Linked DNA regions of Homo sapiens: region 2 is linked to region 1. The links are chromatin loops, found by intact Hi-C in ENCODE. Cell type or tissue: heart right ventricle. All regions are shown on one strand. Links, peaks and the distances in the headings refer to the core of each region. The heading gives the core; the rest is flanking DNA. Region 1 overlaps SPMIP8 (sperm microtubule inner protein 8). Region 2 overlaps CNGB1 (cyclic nucleotide gated channel subunit beta 1).

Evidence for each region. A loop is a pair of places that touch in the nucleus more often than their neighbours do. Peaks named below come from ENCODE experiments on the same cell type or tissue, not always from the same donor. Only the 100,000 strongest peaks of a DNase experiment are listed, where the experiment ranks them.
Region 2: a loop joins it to region 1, with 3 times the contacts of the local background. A loop is called at or near these places in 20 of 110 quality-filtered maps.

Annotation. Positions count from the first base shown.
Region 1 is chr16:57,979,657-57,988,510 of GRCh38, forward strand. SPMIP8 (sperm microtubule inner protein 8) reads left to right here. Exons shown (of 8, transcript NM_199456.3): 3 at 4,647-4,708; 4 at 4,980-5,154; 5 at 5,550-5,611; 6 at 5,826-5,890; 7 at 6,253-6,285; 8 at 7,740-8,460. The coding sequence ends at 7,770. Among named protein-coding and RNA genes, the nearest start is that of SPMIP8, 7.5 kb to the left of the region's middle. RefSeq lists an enhancer at 5,554-5,703. In heart right ventricle, for the core only: no CTCF peak of the experiment used is centred there; DNase peaks (open chromatin) are centred at 5,355 and 5,724; H3K4me3 peaks cover 1,733 bases; H3K27ac peaks cover 58 bases; H3K27me3 peaks cover 1,305 bases.
Region 2 is chr16:57,913,895-57,921,894 of GRCh38, forward strand. CNGB1 (cyclic nucleotide gated channel subunit beta 1) reads right to left here. Exons shown (of 33, transcript NM_001297.5): 19 at 6,493-6,650; 20 at 5,205-5,360; 21 at 3,374-3,582; 22 at 2,235-2,285; 23 at 1,355-1,441. Among named protein-coding and RNA genes, the nearest start is that of CNGB1, 53 kb to the right of the region's middle. In heart right ventricle, for the core only: no CTCF peak of the experiment used is centred there; no DNase peak of the experiment used is centred there.

The DNA of each region.
Region 1 (8,854 bases), core at 855-8,854:
CCACCCCCCCACCACATTCTTAGTTTCTGATGTCTCTCCCTGGTTTACTAATGGGAATATAAACACATGTTATTTTGCTCCCCAACTTTTTATTACTGTTAACTGAAAACCCAGAAATTTGTAAATTTAGGCAGGGTACGGTGGCTCACACCCACAATCTCAGCACTTTGGGAGGCCAAGGCAGGCAGATCACGTGAGGTCAGAAGTTCGAGACCAGCCTGGCCAACATGGTGAAACCCCATCTTCACTAAAAATACAAAAATTAGCCGGGCGGGGTGGCGGGTGCCTGTAATCCCAGCTCCCAGGCTGAGGCAGGAGAATCACCTGAACCCGGGAGGCGGAGGTTGCGATGAGCCGAGATGGAGCCACTGCACTCCAGCCTGGGTGACAGAGCGAGACTCCATCTTCAAAAAATAAAAATAAATGTATAAGTTTAGAAAAGGAGACTTTATTTCTTACAAGGGGTTATAGCTGCCAGGTGGCCATCCCACAGGCTGGAAAGTGTGCCTCCAGCTTAAGCCCAAAGATAGGCATGTCAAAGGAGGAGGGGTTGGGTAAGAGCTTTATGTTCAAAGGGTTGGCTAAACATACATATTCAATAGTTTATAGGAGGAGCTATGAATATTCATGAAGATAGTACTGACATGGGCATATTGAACAAACATGCATGTAACATACAACCCATGTTCGCTTTGAGGTGGAGACTTAACCTTTAAATGTATTACAATTAGTCCCTATACGTCAAAAGTTCTTTTCAGGACGCGAAGCCCAGCAAGTGAGCAGCCTCTGTATGCTGGGCAGGACCAGTCCATGGTTGGTGGTCTTCTTACCTGGAGAAAGTTACTGAAATCAGCCTCTTATGCAATCAAAGGCATAGCTGTGGCTGGTGGATCAGGGGGTCAGTTCATCAGCATCTGTGAGCTGTATGAGTTGTAATTGTTTTAATATTGCTTATCTCAAGTCCAGGGCTAGAGAAAAAGAAAAACCTCATGGCAATTAAAACATAGCTTATTTATTTTTGTGTTTTGCTTTTCGTTTTGTTTTGTTTTGTTTTTTTAGACAGAGTTTCTCTCCATCACCCAGGCTAGAGTGCAATGTCAAAAACATGGCTCTTTACAGCCTCGACCTCCCAGGTTCAGGTGATCCTGCCACTTCAGCCTCCTGAGTAGCTGGGACTACAGGCACACACCACTATGCCAGGCTATTTTTGTTGCTGTTGTTGTTGTTTGTTTGTTTTGTGTGGAGACAGGGTTACACTATGTTGCCAGGGCTGGTCTCCAACTTCTGGGCTCAAGTGATCCTCCAGCTTCAGCCTCCCGAAGTGTTGGAATTACAGGCGTGAGCTACCACGACCAGCCTGTAGTTTATTCTTTAAGTGTAGGGGTGCGTGACTTAACCCTTGCCTGGCATGGCCTTAGGTCCTGTTAATAATCTGGTATCTTGGCCGGGCGTGGCGGTTCACGCCTGTAATTCTAGCACTTTGGGGGGCCAAGGCAAGTGGATCGCCTGAGGTCAGGAGTTCAAAACCAGCCTGACCAATATGGTAAAACCCTGTCTCTACTAAAAATACAAAAATTAGCCAGGTGTGGTAGTGTGTGCTTGTAATCCCAGCTACTGGGAGACTGAGACAGGAGAATTGCTTGAACCCAGGAGGCGGAGGTTGCAGTGAGCCGAGATCGCGCCATTGCACTCCAGCCTGGGCAACAGAGTGACACTCCGTCTCAATAATAATAATAATTATTATTATTATAATAATAATTATTATTATTATTATTATAATTTGGTATCTTATTGCCACAAAGAGTCTGTTCTCTTAGTCTTGTAATCTCTCTCTCTCTCTTTCTCTTTTTTTTTTTTTTTTTTTTTTTTTTTTGAGACAGAGTCTCACTCTGTCACCCAGGCTGGAGTGCAGTGGCGCTATCTCGGCTCACTGCAACTTCCGCCTCCCCGGTTCAAGTGATTCTCCTGCCTCAGCCTCCTGAGTAGCTAGCTGGGACTACAGGCGTGTGCCACTACGCCCAGCTGATTTTTGTATTTTTAGTAGACATGGGGTTTCACCATGTTGGCCAGGCTGGTCTCAAAATCCTGACCTCAAGTGATTGGCCTCCAAAACCACTGGGATTACAGGCGTAGCCACCGCACCTGGCCTTGTGATTGCTAGTTTAACATTAATGCTGGTCATTTATTGTGTCTAAACCGCAAAAAGGCAGGGGTGGAATGAAGCATGTCTGACCTCCTGTCCCATTATGGCTGGGAACTCAGTTTTTCAAGGTTTTGGGGGATCCCCTTAGCCAAGAGGGGGGTCCGCTCAGTCAATACATTGCGGAGACCTCAGGATTTTATTTTTAGTTTACATGATAAACATTTTCAAATGGAGAAAAGTTGAAAGAATACTACTATGAGTACCCACCACCTTCCTCCTGCTTCAGTTGATTTTTGCCATATTTTTGCTTCTCTCGCCCTCTCTCTTACATTCTTGGACACCCTTTAGCAAGCAGCTCCCAATGACAAAAACATCCTTCTACATGACACAATACCATTATCACACCTAGGAAAGCTAACAATACTTCTACAACATCTAATATCCAGACCATATTAAAATCTCCCCAATTGCCCTCAAAGATGTCTTTTCTGGCTTTAAAATGATTTTTTGGAACAAGAATTCAATCTAGGATTACGTATTTCAGTTACTTGTTATGTCTTTTGTCTTAGTCTAAAACAGTCCACCCAGTTTCCATTGCCCACCATCATACTGACTTTTTAAAGTCTCTAACAGTTGTGTTGTAGACAGTCCCATATGGTGAATTTGAGCCACTGTTTCTTCATGGTGTTTCTTATCTTGTTAATCTATTTTCTGTAAACCAGCAGCTAGGTGTAGAGATCTGAATCACCAGGTTAAACACTGCTGGCCAGAATCTTTCACAGGCGACAGATGCCGTGTTTGCCATAATGCTGCAGCAGGAGGCACAGAATTTCATTATCACATTATTTGTGATGCTAAGTTTGATTATTTGGTTAAGGTGATGACCTGAATATATATTCTCTGTTTCCAACAGTCTATGTTTAGTCTACCATTTTAAAGCAAACAGTAGGCCGGGCGCAGTGGCTCACGCCTGTAATCCCAGCACTTTGGGAGGCTGAGGTGGACAGATCACTTGAGGTCAGGAGTTCAAGACCAGCCTGGCCAACATGGTGAAACCCCATCTCTACTAAAAATACAAAAATTAGCCAGGCATGGTAGCACGCACCTGTAATCCCAGCTACTCGGGAGGCTGAGGCGTGAGAATCGCTTGAACCTGGGTGGCGGAGGTTGCAGTGAGCCGAGACCGCGCCACTGTACTCCAGCCTGGGCGACAGAGCGAGACTCTGTCTCAAAAAAAAATTTTTTTTAAAGCAAATGGTAGCATATTGTATATACCCATCTGCACCTTGGAGTTCTTGTATAGAGAAATTCCTCAACTTGTTAATTTATTTATTAAAAACAAGGTCTCGCTATGCCACCCAGGCTGGAGGGCAGTGGCATGATCACAGCTCACTTGCAGCCTTAAACTCCTGGGCTCAAGCAATCCTCCTGCCTCAGCTTCCTGAGTAGCTGAGACTACAGGCTCGAGCCACCATACCTGGCATTTTTTGTTTTGCTTGATTTCTAGGCACTCTTTCAATATTAAGGAATATTAATTAATATTAATATCTGTAAAATAAGTGGAAATATTTTTTCCATTTGTTTTTTGACATTTGTTTTTGCCATGTAGAAGTTTATTTTTATGTATTTAACTTATCAATCTTTTCTTTAAAGCTTCTGGATTTTTAATTAAAATTATTAAGGCCTTTCCCATCCCAAGATTATAAAAGAATTTGCCCATGTTCACTTTTTACATTGGAATCTTTGGAGTTTTATTCTGTTGCAAAGGTAAGATGTGAATACTATTTTATCTTAGATTTTTTTTAAGTTGTCAAATTAAAAAAAAATTTTTTAAGAGAGTCTCGCTCTGTTGCCCATGCTGGAGTGCAGTGGCGCAATCTCAGCTCACTGCAACCTCCACCTCCTGGATTCCAGTGATCCTCGTGCCTTAGCCTCCCTAGTAGCTGGGACTACAGTCGCGTGCCACCACACTCAACTAATTTTTCGTATTTTTGGTAGAGATAGGGTTTCACCTTGTTGCCCAGGCTGGTCTCGAACTCCTGAGCTCAAGTGATCCACCCGCTTTGGCCTCCCAAAGTGCTGGGATTACAAGTGTGAGCTACCGTGCCCAGCCTTTTTTTTCTTTTTTTGAGACACGATCTTGCTCTGTCACCCAGGTGGAAGTGCAGTGGCATGATCACTGAAGCTTCGACCTCCTGGACTCAAGTGATCCTTCTGCCTTAGCCTCCCGAGTACCCGGGATTACAGGTGCTCGCCACCATGCCTGGCTAATTTTTGCATTTTTAGTAGAGATGGTCTTTCACCATGTTGGCCAGTCTGGTCTGGAACTCCTGACCTTAAGTGATCCACCCGCCTCGGCCTCCTGAAGTGCTGGGATTACAGGTGTGAGCCATCGTGCCCGGCCTCAAAAAATTTTTAAAGTACAGTGTGGGCCAAAGTTCTCCTATGACCTCTGACCACTGGTGAAGGAGACACCTCTTCTCCCTTTCTCTTGTTTCAACAGATGAATTTGACAACGCCCATTTTACACTCCTTGGGGTCCCCAACAAACCCCTGCAGTGTTTGGTGAGTGTCCTTTGCCCTGCCCTTGGGTTTGCTAAGGGGCACCAGCCCCAAGCACCTCTGGTCCTGGGATCTACACCCCGCGCACCTTCTCAGGTGCCTGCTTGGGACTCCCGCTCCCCACATCACCCCATCCGGGTTCACGACTTCGGGCGCCCCCTCGGTCCAATGCACCGGGCCACTTGTCAACTGAGGCCTTTGGGATGGACTGGGATGGCTTCCCTAGGCTCCTGCGGCTACGGCCGCGCGGGCCTGACCCCCGTGGCCCTGTCAGGACATCACCGCCACAGGCCAGAAGCTTCGCAACAGGTACCACGAGGGAAAGCTGGCGCCCATCGCGCCAGGCATCAACCGAGTGGACTGGCCCTGCTTCACGCGCGCCATCGAGGACTGGTCCCACTTCGTGTCCTCGGCCGGGGAGTTCAAGCTGCCTTGCCTGAGGAAGCGAGGTCAGTCTACGGGCCGCTGAAGGAACTGCCGGGCAGGTGGGCCGCGGGGCTGGAGCAGGGAACGTGGACTGCGGACGGGAACGCAGGCGGCGGGCCAGGCAGAAACAGGGCGGGGCCGCTGAGATGAAGCTGTGGCACTTGCGGTGGGTGGAGCCGAGACGTGCGCGCGGATCTGGAGGCAGGACTGCCCTTGGGGAGGGGGCGGAGCCAGGCGGAGCCTTCGGGCCGGGGGCTTTGCCCTGGTGGGGCAGCGGAGGCGGGACCTGTTCTCCGTACACGTGTGGGTGGGGCTGGATTGTGGGCGGGGCTGGATTGTGGGCGGGGCTTAGATGAGGAGGCGGGGCTTGTCCTGGGGGGGGGCGGATGAGCGCTCGAGAGGGGCTTTCTGTTCGCAGCGGAGGGTCTCAGCGGCTACGCGGTGCGGTACTTGAAGCCCGACGTGACCCAGACCTGGCGGGTAGGGAGCGCTGCGCGCAGACCCGTCCCTGAGCGGGGAGCGGGGGTCCTGGTGGGGAGCGGCTTAAGCCGGGGGTTGAGGGGGGAGGAGACCCAGAGCAGGGCCTCCCAGTCTTCAGGACCACGGTCTCTAGCAGGAAGCCCTGTGTGGGGCGTGGGCAGGGCGTCCGTGCTCCCCCGACTCACCGCGCCCCTATCCCTGCTGCCCGCCTCAGTACTGCCTCAGCCAGAACCCCAGCCTGGACCGCTACGGACAGAAGCCCCTGCCTTTCGACTCCCTGTAAGTGACGCCACGCGCCCGGGGACCCCATATCTGGAGGAGGGAGGATGAGGTCTGGGCCGCTTTCCTAGCGCACAGGCAATGCCCCTTGAAAACGTGAGAACTGGGAAAAATTGGCTCCAATACACCAGAAACAAATTGCAATTTCAAATGAATACATGTGTAATTCCTACTAAACGGAGCACCTTGCCCTCCCTGACAACTCCACCCTTGCGGAGTGGAGGCGTTCGCATTGGGTGAAGGCGCCCTGGAACCCTTCAGGAGGGATGGCGGGGAGAGGGGGTGGCTCCCGAGGTCGAGTGAGGCGCCCAGAGAGGGTCGCCCCTTCCCATCTCGTGCTCACCCGCCCCGTTCTTTCCCAGGAACACTTTCCGAAGCTTCGGCTCCAGCTACAGGTAGGGGAACGGTCCTGTCCCGCCCCACAGCCAACCACGTTCTCATCCGACTGCTGGGGACAGCCTCGGGGCTCCCTGACTCTGAAACCCCCCTGCCCCAGCGAGGCCTGGCGAGGAGGAGGGGCCCTCCTGGGAGGGCGCGAGCTGCTTCGCTCTGGAGAGATCCGCCCCTGGCAAATGTGCAGCCCACTGGGGTGGGGGTGGACGCGGGAGGGGGTCCACATCCCACCAGGTTTGACTGGAGGAGGCCAAAAGGATAGGGCGAGGATGTTAACTAGAAGGAGAGAAAACAGACAAATAAGAAACACAAGGGAGAGAGCCGAGAATCTGCCTTTTAGGGTGCGGAGAGGCCCTAAGGGAGGGGGCTAAGTGGTCTTCCCGGCAGGGTCGCCCCACAAGTAAAGAGATAAGATAAGAACAAGAGTTCTTATCTCCAAGATAAGCACCTCTTGCAAGAGGTTGCAGGATACTCAAACATTTTCATAACTAAGCCATCTCTCACCCTCCCGGCCCCACTTTGTACACTCCAGCCAGACTAGACTCCCCCGAAACCCAGCAGACCAAGCACTCTTCACACCTTTGCCTGTGCTGTTTCAGCGCCTAGATGGCCCTTCCTCCTCTGCCTGGAAAACTCCTTCGTGCCATTATTATTATTATTATTATTATTATTGAGACGGAGTCTCACTCTGTCGCCCAGGCTAGAGTGCAATGGCCTGATCTCAGCTCACTGCAACCTCCGCCTCCCGGGTTCAAGCAATTCTCCTGCCTCAGCTTTCTGAGTAGCTGGGATTACAGGTGCGCATGACCAAGCTTGGCTAATTTTTGTATTTTTAGTAGAGATGAGGTTTCACCATGATGGTCAGGCTGGTCTCGAACTCCTGACCTTATGATCCACCCACCTCAGCCTCCCAAAGTATTGGGATTACAGGCGTGAGCTACAGTGCCCGGCCTCCTTCATGCTCTTCAAAGCCCAGCCCAGATGTGCCATCCTCCTTGAAGTCTTCCCCCACCCTCTGCCTCTCCCCACCGGCTCACACTCCCTCCCATTGGTCACTACCTTTGTGTCCCTGAGTATCGAGTGCAATACTCAGACTATTGCACTGTCATTATTGACAGAAACCAGCCTTCCCGTCTCCCACACGGGGAAACGTTTCTGGGTTTTGCTACCATATGATGCCTAACAGAGTAGGTTCACTAAATGATTGAAAAATGGGTGAAGCTGTTCATAGTTAGGTATCAATGGGAGAGAAGGATGAGGCACAGTCAAAGGAGGGAGGTTAGCTTGAAAGCTAAGGAGGACAGCTGAAAATACAGAAAACAGGGAGCCACTGAAGTCTCCTGAGCCACATAGAGGCTGGCTGGAAGCTGTGTTTTCAGATCCTAGAGGGGAAAAGCCTGATTTTTCCCCTAGGACACCCTGGAAACCCCCACCTCACCCCTACTTCTCTCCACAGTCGTGTCAACTACCTGACCCCCTGGCATTAATCTCTGGAAAGGAGGCTGACTCCCAGGCTGCCGGACGGTGCCACCTCAGGTCCCCTGGCCAGACAGAGGACTTATGGTGGCACCAGCCATCTCCCCAGGAGTTCAGCCTAACTAGAAATAAACCTAATGCTCCCTTAGAGACACACGCAATTGTCTCTGTCTGTGTGTGTTGCACAGCCTGGGAGAGGGTCAGGGCCACAGGATGACAGTATCTTACCCTTGCCCGTCCCCGGCCAACTCCTGGAGGACTGGTGGGGGGTTGGAGAAAAATGTCTGGTGACCTGGTTTGAGAGTCAGGGTGTAAGCCGCAAGGTCCAGCCAGAATTGAGATCCAAGAGCAAGAGATGTGCTCCAGCCCCTTGCCTGCAGCCCCACACCCAAGCCCCCTCCATTTCAGATCCTGAATTTGAGCCCTAAGAAGAAAGGGAGAGGGCTAGAAAGCTATTTTTAGGTGCCTTTTTGAAGCTCTTGTCATACTGGTGTGCTCTGGGGGGCTTCCCTGTGCCTGGGGTCCCCCTGAAGGTGTGGGAGCAGGCTGGGGCAAGGGGAGCTGGCCAGGCCTATGGCCTTGATTCCTGTGACGCAACAGAATGTAGAGTCTAAACTTGCATGAGATGCATGAAGCCACTCAGAGAAGAAAGTTCCCCGCTCTCCAAAGCACCACCAATAAACATGTCATTTAAGCAAAAAGTCCTCTGCTCTATCCATGAAGCTTCAGGACTAGCCCTTGTCTACCCACCAACCATCCATTCCAAGCCACTCCTGTGAAAGGAAGGTATGATGTCCCGGGGACAGTGTGGGGACTCCTGGCCCAGGTCTGGAATAACGCCATCCAGGGGGCTAGGGAAGAGCATCTCCAGCATGGTAAGGGGGTGTATTAGTCTGTTTTCATGCTGCTGATAAAGACATACCCAAGACTGGGAAGAGAAAGAGGTTTAATGGACTCACAGTTCCACATGGCTGGGGAGGCCTCATAATCATGGTGGAAGGCAAAAGGCACTTCTTACATGGTGGCAGCAAGAGAGAATGAGTGCCAAGCGAAAGCGTTTCCCTTATAAGACCATCAGATCTCGTGAGACTTATT
Region 2 (8,000 bases), core at 1-8,000, 67 kb before region 1:
CACAGCTGGTATGTGAGAGAGTCAGCATTCCAACCCAGGCCAGACTCAGAGCTGCAAGCTCTCTCCTTATGCTATACCACCTCTAGATCTTTGGATTTATTTTTTGATATTTGAAAATAGTATTTATGAAGATTCTCTAAGGGATATTCCAGTTATCATCCATGTGTTCATTCTAGTTCCAGCCACAGTTTAAACTGGAGGCAGAAAGAACAGGGGCTTGGATGGCTCACTTAAAGAGTTTTGTCCACTGAATGGTGTTCAATGTTAGGCCTGTGAGTTTTGCCCCCTCACTGGGGCCACCATGTGACCCAAGGTATGGATCTCACCTCTGCGTCTGGGGTGAAACTTGGCCTGTGGACCCAACCTTCCTCACTCTGATGTTTGGCTCTAAAGCAACCTCTGCAGCCCCTGGGAGGCTGGTATGTGTCAAATAAGAATGGTGCCAATTCCACTTTCCCCCTTCCTCTTGGCAGCCAGGAAGCTCAGAGGCAGCTTCCATGCTCGATTCCACATAGGTGTGCTTTCTTCTCATCAGGGCACTTGCACGCCCCCTAGTTTTCTCTGCCCTGTTTCTCTGGGTTGTTCATGTTATTGCATTTGCATTTTTTGTAAATTCCCTCAGTACTGTTTTCAGAAAAAGGCACCAGTCTTCATTTCAGGAGACAGATGAATGTGATTGGTTGGCCATCAAAATCCATTTGGGGGATCCTGAATGCTCTGAGTGGCTATCCACCCTGATCACGTGACAGGACCATGGCCAGCTGTGGCAGCCAGACCATCCTGGAGACTTTCGCTCTGCCCAGTGAGTGCCAGAAGGAATGGCTGGAATGACACTGAGGCCTGGCCAGTGATGAAACGGGTGTCTGGCTGTGCATTCAAATCCATCCCTGGCACTTCCTTGCTCCTGCGACCTAGGGCAAGTCCCCCAGCCTCTCCAAGCACCAATGTCCCCATCTTTTAGACAGAGACCATCATAAAGCAGAAGATCCCCTCTTGAGAGTCTCTATAATCACTGAGAGCGTAAACAGTGGAGACAGATGACCTGCATTCATATCTGGGCTCCACTCCCTCCTGGCTGTGTGACTTTGGGCAAATTAATTAACCTCTCTGTGCCCCAGTCCTTCATTTGTAAAATGCTGGCAATAATACTACCTAACATGCAGCACCACAGAAGCACTAGCAAATTGTAATGAACTTTCCACTAAGACACACGTGGAATAAATGCATCTCCCCTCGGGCCATCCCTTGAGGAACTCCCCTCCCCAGTGCTGCTGGGGGCAGACACGAAGATGCCAGTGTCGGTGCAGAGCAGGGATGAGCTGAAGGCCTGGGGTGGTGGGCCCAGCAGTCCTACCTTTAAACAGCGGGGCAGGCGGAGGAGGGGGTTCACACCGACTTTCAAATAGAGAAAATCCAAGGGCAGGAGGCTGAGCAGGTCCATCTGAAATCCCAGTGGGACACCATGGGGGTAAAACGGATGACTCCAGGGTGGAAGGTGAGGGGAGTGAGAGGCGGAGTCTCTCCCTTCCATGGAAAGGTGAGGTCAGAATGCCCCAGTAGAGCTTAAAACTAGAGGGCAGAAGGTGTCCCACCGACAAGCCCTTGTTTGGCTTCAAAGCCCGTGTTGCCAGCCCCAAGGGCAGCTTCATTATCCTCGATAGTGGCTGCTGTGCCATACAGTAAGGGGCGGGAGTGGTACAGACACAATGAAAGGTGGCTTCTGGCCAGGCACGGTGGCTTATGCCTGTAATCCCAGCAGTTTGGGAGGCCAAGGCAGGCAGATCACTTGATGTCAGGAGTTCGAGACCAGACTGCCCAACATGGTGAAACCCTGTCTCTTCTAAAAATACAAAAATTAGCTGGGTGTGGTGACGCACACTTGTAATCCCAGCTACTAGGGAGGCTGAGGCAGGAGGAGTGCTTGAACGAGGAGGCAGAGGTTGCAGTGAGCCGAGATCACACCACTGAACTCCAGCCTGGGAGACAGAGTTAGACCCTGTCTCAAAAAAAAAAAAAAAAGAAAAGAAAAGAAAAAGAAGAAAGATAACTTCTGGGGGCTACCCAGCCTGTGCTGGTCTCCTGGGGCTTGTGGTTTGGAGGACACTCCCACAGGGACCAGCATCCCTCCGTGTGGCAGAAACCACATCTCATGAACGCCCCAGGCACCCAGGGCCCTCTGAGGCACCCCCTTCTGAAACCCCGCAGACGCTAAACCTTGCATGCCCGGCACACACCTTGAAGCGGCGAGACTTCAGGTAGTTATTTCGCATGTCCTTTTTGTCCGTCTGAAAGAAAGGGAATGATGATGGTGAAATGACCTTACAGCTTAATCTCTGACCCTGTGGAGCAATTGTGAAACTTCCCCAAGAACCCCACCCTGAAACGAGCATAACAGCCCAAGGACCATCTGAGCCTTGGTGAAAGCCTTGAGTTTTATGGGTGGAGAGGCCCAGCCCCCAGGGAGGAGGGATCTGTTCTGGTCACCCAGCTAGATCCTGATTTCTTGGGTGGAAAGCAAGGACATTAAGCTTATTCCCTCTGCCCATTGGTCTTACCTGGACCATTTGCACATCTGTTTACTAAGGAATTGGTAGTCACTCTGATCAGGCCAGAAAAGAGGTTCTCCAAGGAAATCTCTTTACTTTTTACTTTACTCTCTTTAAATCTCTCCAAGGAAAATCGTTTACAGGCAAAACCTGAGCTTGTCTGCACACAGCAAAACAGGCACTGCCGGGGTGGAATTTTGGAAAGTGACCCACACTGGGAGACAGGGACTGTGTCTCCTGTTCCTGAGAAGTCACAGTCAGGGCCTCAGTTTCCTCCCTGGTAAGGCAGGGGTGGTGCACGGGGCTGGACCAGAGGCCAGGGTCTCAAATTGGCCCAAGTAGGAGAGCATCAGTGTGTTTTTGCAGGACCCCTGGGAGAAGTCAATTGCCAGTGGATACCTGTGCTGAGCGCCCCGCATGCATCGTTTCAACCAATCCTCATGGCAACACTGGGAGGTGGAAGCTATTACTAGCCCCATTCTACAGATGAGGAAACAGAGGCGATTCAGCTAGTTGTGGTGGAGGTGGGATTCAAACCAGGTACATCCTCACTAAAGACCATTCCCTGGACCACTTCTCTATCTTTGATTCTGTCAAGTGGTCCAGGAACTATTTCACCTATGAGCAATATCTGATGTGCGTAATTTGAACGTATCAAAGGCATGCAAAATAAACAACCATGCTATTGAACAAGCACAGCAGCCGTTCTTGAGATTTCCTTATTCACTTATTTTGTCATCTATGACAGCATCAGGGGTCAGTGCCCTGGAGGCTCTGGCTGAGCGGTCTGCCCCCGGTCACCCCAACACCACCTGCCTGTGACTCACAATGATGTCCCCGCCTCTGACAAACTGCAGGCGTGTCTGGAACACGGTGATGTCCAGGAAGTAGATGAGGTCGCATAGGTAATCCATCAGCAGCCAGTGGTGGATGTTGTCCGGGGTCTGGTAGGGGAAGGCCCAGCGCACGGGAATCAGCCAACAGTTCCAATTCCAGGCCATCACCACGAAGAACAGCCATAGGACATACATCAGGTCTGTGGGGAAGGTTGACGGGGACGCTAGAGCATCAGCCAGGCAAGGCTCTTCACCAGTTGGATCAGGTAGGGTTTTGTTCTTTCTACTCCTTCAACTACTACATGTGGCACTTTTGTAAGAGTGTGTGTATGTGTGTGTGTGTGTATATATACACACACACACACACACACACATACACACACACACAACTCTCTGCTTTAGGAGCCAGGCACAGTGGCTCATGTCTGTAATCCCAGCACTTTGGGAGGCCTAGGTGGGAGGATTGCTTGAGCCCAGGAGTTTAAGACCAGCCTGGACAACATAGCAAGACCCCCATCTCTACTTAAAAAAAAAAACACAACTATCTGTTTTAAAAATAAATTACTGCTAATCCCTAATAAATCAGAGTACTCTCAGGAGGGACTATGCTGGTATTATAAGATAATAGGCAGCCAACTGGAAAACTCATTTGCTTTTATTCTTCTTTAATTTTTTCCCAAAATGTATTTTCTTCCTCAGTAAATACAGAATAGTAAATAATGCATGAAGGATGGACAGATAGATGGACAGACAGGTGAATGCATGGATGGATGGATGGATGGATGGATGGATGGATGGATGGATGGATAGATGGGTATTCCAGATCATCTGGTTATTTATTTATTTATTTATTTATTTATTTATTTATTTACTATTTTTGTAGAGATGAGGTCTCACTATGTTGCCCAGGCTGATCTTGAACTCCTGGGCTCAAGCAGTTCTTTCACTACAGCCTCTCACAGTGCTGGGATTACAGGTGTGAGCCAATGTACCCAGCCCATCAGGTTATTTAAAGAATCCAGTGGACACCAGGGTTGAAGTCCTGCCCCCCAAATGTGTGACCTTGAGAAAGTCCCTCTCTGGCACCTGCCCTCTTCTGAGAAATCACAGGAAAAGGTCAGATAAGAAAGGCAGGGAGCCCTCTGTAAACTCTAAAGTGCTATGCACATATGAAGTGGGTTATTTCTGAGGAATATGAAGTGGGCTTAAAGGGAAGCAAGAGGAATTCACATTCCTGCTCTTTTTCTGTTCAGAGCAGGAGCTCTAGGAAAAGGCCAGCACGACCAGAGTGAAAAAGGACTTGGCCAAGAGTCAGGAGTCCTGGGTCCGCACTAACTAGTTGCATCTTTACCCTGGCTGACTTATCTGTACCTTAGTTTCCTCATCTGTAAAATGGGTATGATCTTATGTTCCTATTCCAGGGACTTTTGTTGTTGTTTTTAAGACAGAGTCTCACTCTGTCACCTAGGTTGGAATGCAATTGTGCGATCTTGACTCAGTGCACTCTCCACCTCCTGGATTCAAATGATTCTCCTGCTTCAGCCTCTCAAGTAGCTGGGATTACAGGTGTGCACCACCACACCCAGCTAATTTTTGTATCTTTAATAGAGGCAGGGTTTCGTCATGTTAGCCAGGCTGGGTTTGTTTTGAGAATCAGGCAAGAAACTGTGGAATACTTTTGAAAGGTATAAAAGATCATGAACCCAGGTTGTCTGTGGCCTCCCATCCCACCTCTTGAATCCCCTGACCCTCTCCCCATCCCGCTCCAACTCTCCTGCTCTCTCATCTTACACAGTGGGAACACCCATTCCCCAGGACTCACTGGTCAGCGGGTCAATGCTCTGGGGAAACTGGTACTTCTTCCAGGGGCGGTGTTTGAACTTGCAGCAGAGCATGTCGCAATAGTGCTCCTCTTCCACTGGCTCGGCTTCAGCGGGCTTTGTGTCTGGAGCTGGCTCTGGGGCTTTCTTGGCTGGGGCTGTGGGATGACATTGGTGACCATCTGAACCAGCCCTGAGGCCCAGGTAGAGGATGCAGAGAGAAGGGTCCCAACTGCAGACCTTGGATCCAGATCTGAGAGGACCCTGGCACCATTATACAAGCTACTGCAAGCTCTGTGTGCAGAACCCAAGGTGCTCTTCTGGAGTGAACTCCACAACCCTCCTCAACAGCAACAGCAACCTGGGTGCCCACCCAGAAGTTCTTACCAATTACAGTCTGGAACTGCTTCTCAGAAGCTGCCCCAAATGAGCTGTTTCTGGGCCAGTTGGATGTTTCAATGTCTGCTTGTGTGTTGTGCTTAGACCCCCTTTGTTCCCTCTGATGGGATGGGGGCATTTTGTACCCAGTGTTCCCAGTACCCATGGCTGGAATGCTGAAGGGCCTAACAAAATCAAGGAAGTATTGCTCCAGGTTTCTGAGAGGGAATCTCAACTCTTTCATCTCTAAAAACAGAGACCAGATGGGATCACAGCCTCCCTGTGCATCTATGATGATACTTTTGGTCTAGGGATTGGCTCTTATAGGTTCAATATGGCTATGTTTTCCAGCTTCAAGACTGGGACATCAGGCTCTGCATGGCCTGTTGTGGGCACCATGATTTCCAAGATACAGCCTTCCTCTGGAAAGATCTAAAAAATCTCCCTGACAAGAGATCATGTGTCTTATTTCCTCCTGATACCTTGAAAGAAAAGAAAAATTCGGATAGCCTCAATAAGAACTTTCAAGGCACTGACATCTCTGAAAAATAGGACTGCCTAGTTCCAGAGCAGGCTGTGCACACAATCTGAGTGTAAGACCATAAGATACATTTTGGGGTGGCACCACTCACCTACCAGTAGGAAAGGGACAGAAGGGTCAAGGAAGGCACTTGCCCCATGGGAGAGAGGGCCGAGTGCAAGTGGATTGTTGGTCAGAACTTTGATCTTCCCACCCTTGGGTACATATCTCAACCTGTACATATGGATCCCAAATCCAGAGAGTGGGGATCTGGGCTTCTCTCATGGACCTCAACCATTTCCTTGGGGCCACCCTTGCCATGAGTTGACAGGGAACTTTGGAGGCCCCACCCCATCCCCATCCAGGTAGACCCCCTCCAGCTCCAGACTCACAGGGCTTGGGGCTCTCCTCATCAGAGGTGACGTCAGGGTCAATGAGTTTCTCCTTCACTTTCTCTGTCCGCTCCTTGAAGAGCTTCACCAGCTCCTGGAGCCGGTCGTTGATGATGGCGCTATTTGTGCTGGCCGTGGAGGCCGCACGGTCCTGGCCACTGTGGGAACATCACCCAAAGCTGAGCAGGCTGAGCCGGGAGGGACCTGTGCACCCCCAGGCCAGAGCTGTGCAGCGTCTGTGTCCCACCTTCTGACAGAGCCTGAAGGAGGTAAGTCCTGCCCCCATCTCCTTCTGACATCAGAAACCACAGACCTACCGTAATCACCTAGAAGGAAATTCAGTCCGGGAATAATGCCCAGGTGTTCTGGCCCAGCTTTTGGAAAATGTACCACGTAGGCTCTGATTCAGATGGGCAGTTCTGGAAAAAGCGTGACTCCACTTGTAATTTAGGAGGAAACTCTTGGAACTCAGTTTAGAGTTCAGCAAAATTGGGCTGTTCATCCCAGTGCAGGGTTCACATGAGATATGTGTCCAGGGGCAGAACAGAGAGGGAGCAGGCCTACTTTTTTAGGCTTAGGATGTAACTGGTGGAAAAAGCAGTGCAGATACATTCTATATCCCTTTAACTTACAGGAATTAAAGTTTCTGCACTGTCAGCAAGAGAGAGAGAGAAACTGCTTTCTTTCCTCTGAGTAGCCTCACTGAGATCATCTTGCTGAGCTGAATATCTTTTTTATCTTTTTTTTTTTCATACATTAGGACACAGAAACTGCAGTCGACTACTCTTTTTGAGCTCAACTGAGGAAGACGGGCTGGAGAAAATGAGGCTCTTTTTTTTTTTTTTTTTTTTTTGAGATGAAGTTTCACTCTTGTCGCCCAGCTGGAGTGGCAGTGGTATGACCTCGGCTCAGTCAACATTCACCTCCTGGGTTCAAGCAATTCTCCTGCCTCAACCTCCTGAGTAGCTGGGATTACAGGTGCACGCCACCAAGCCTGACTAATTTTTGTAGTTTTAGTAGAGAGGGGGTTTCACCAAGTTGGCCAGGCTGGTCTCAAACTCCCAACCTCAGGTGATCCACCTGCTTCGGCCTCTGAAAGTGCTGGGATTGCAGGCGTGAGACACCGTGCCCGGCCAAGTGTGGGGCTCCTAATGAGAGCTGGCATACAGGTGTGGCGGGGACATGAGCTGCTCCCCTACACTCATTCTCTCCTGTGGTGCACACTCACTGGGATATAGCCACCCAGCCAGGGATCACGTGCCAGGCTCTCGCTATTGGAATGTGAGCTCTCAGACACAATACATGCAACTAGGGGCCTCCTTACTGAAGACAGGCCTGGAGTTCTCCCTTTCTAGTGGTGACCAGTGGGACATGGGAAGGCACATGGATAAAGTGGCAGAGCACTGTCATCTGGGTCCCTAAATGATTGCATGGAGCAGAACCTTCTGCTGACCTGATGCATGCAACTATTGAGATGATGATGGTATATGATACAGTTCCTTAAGCCA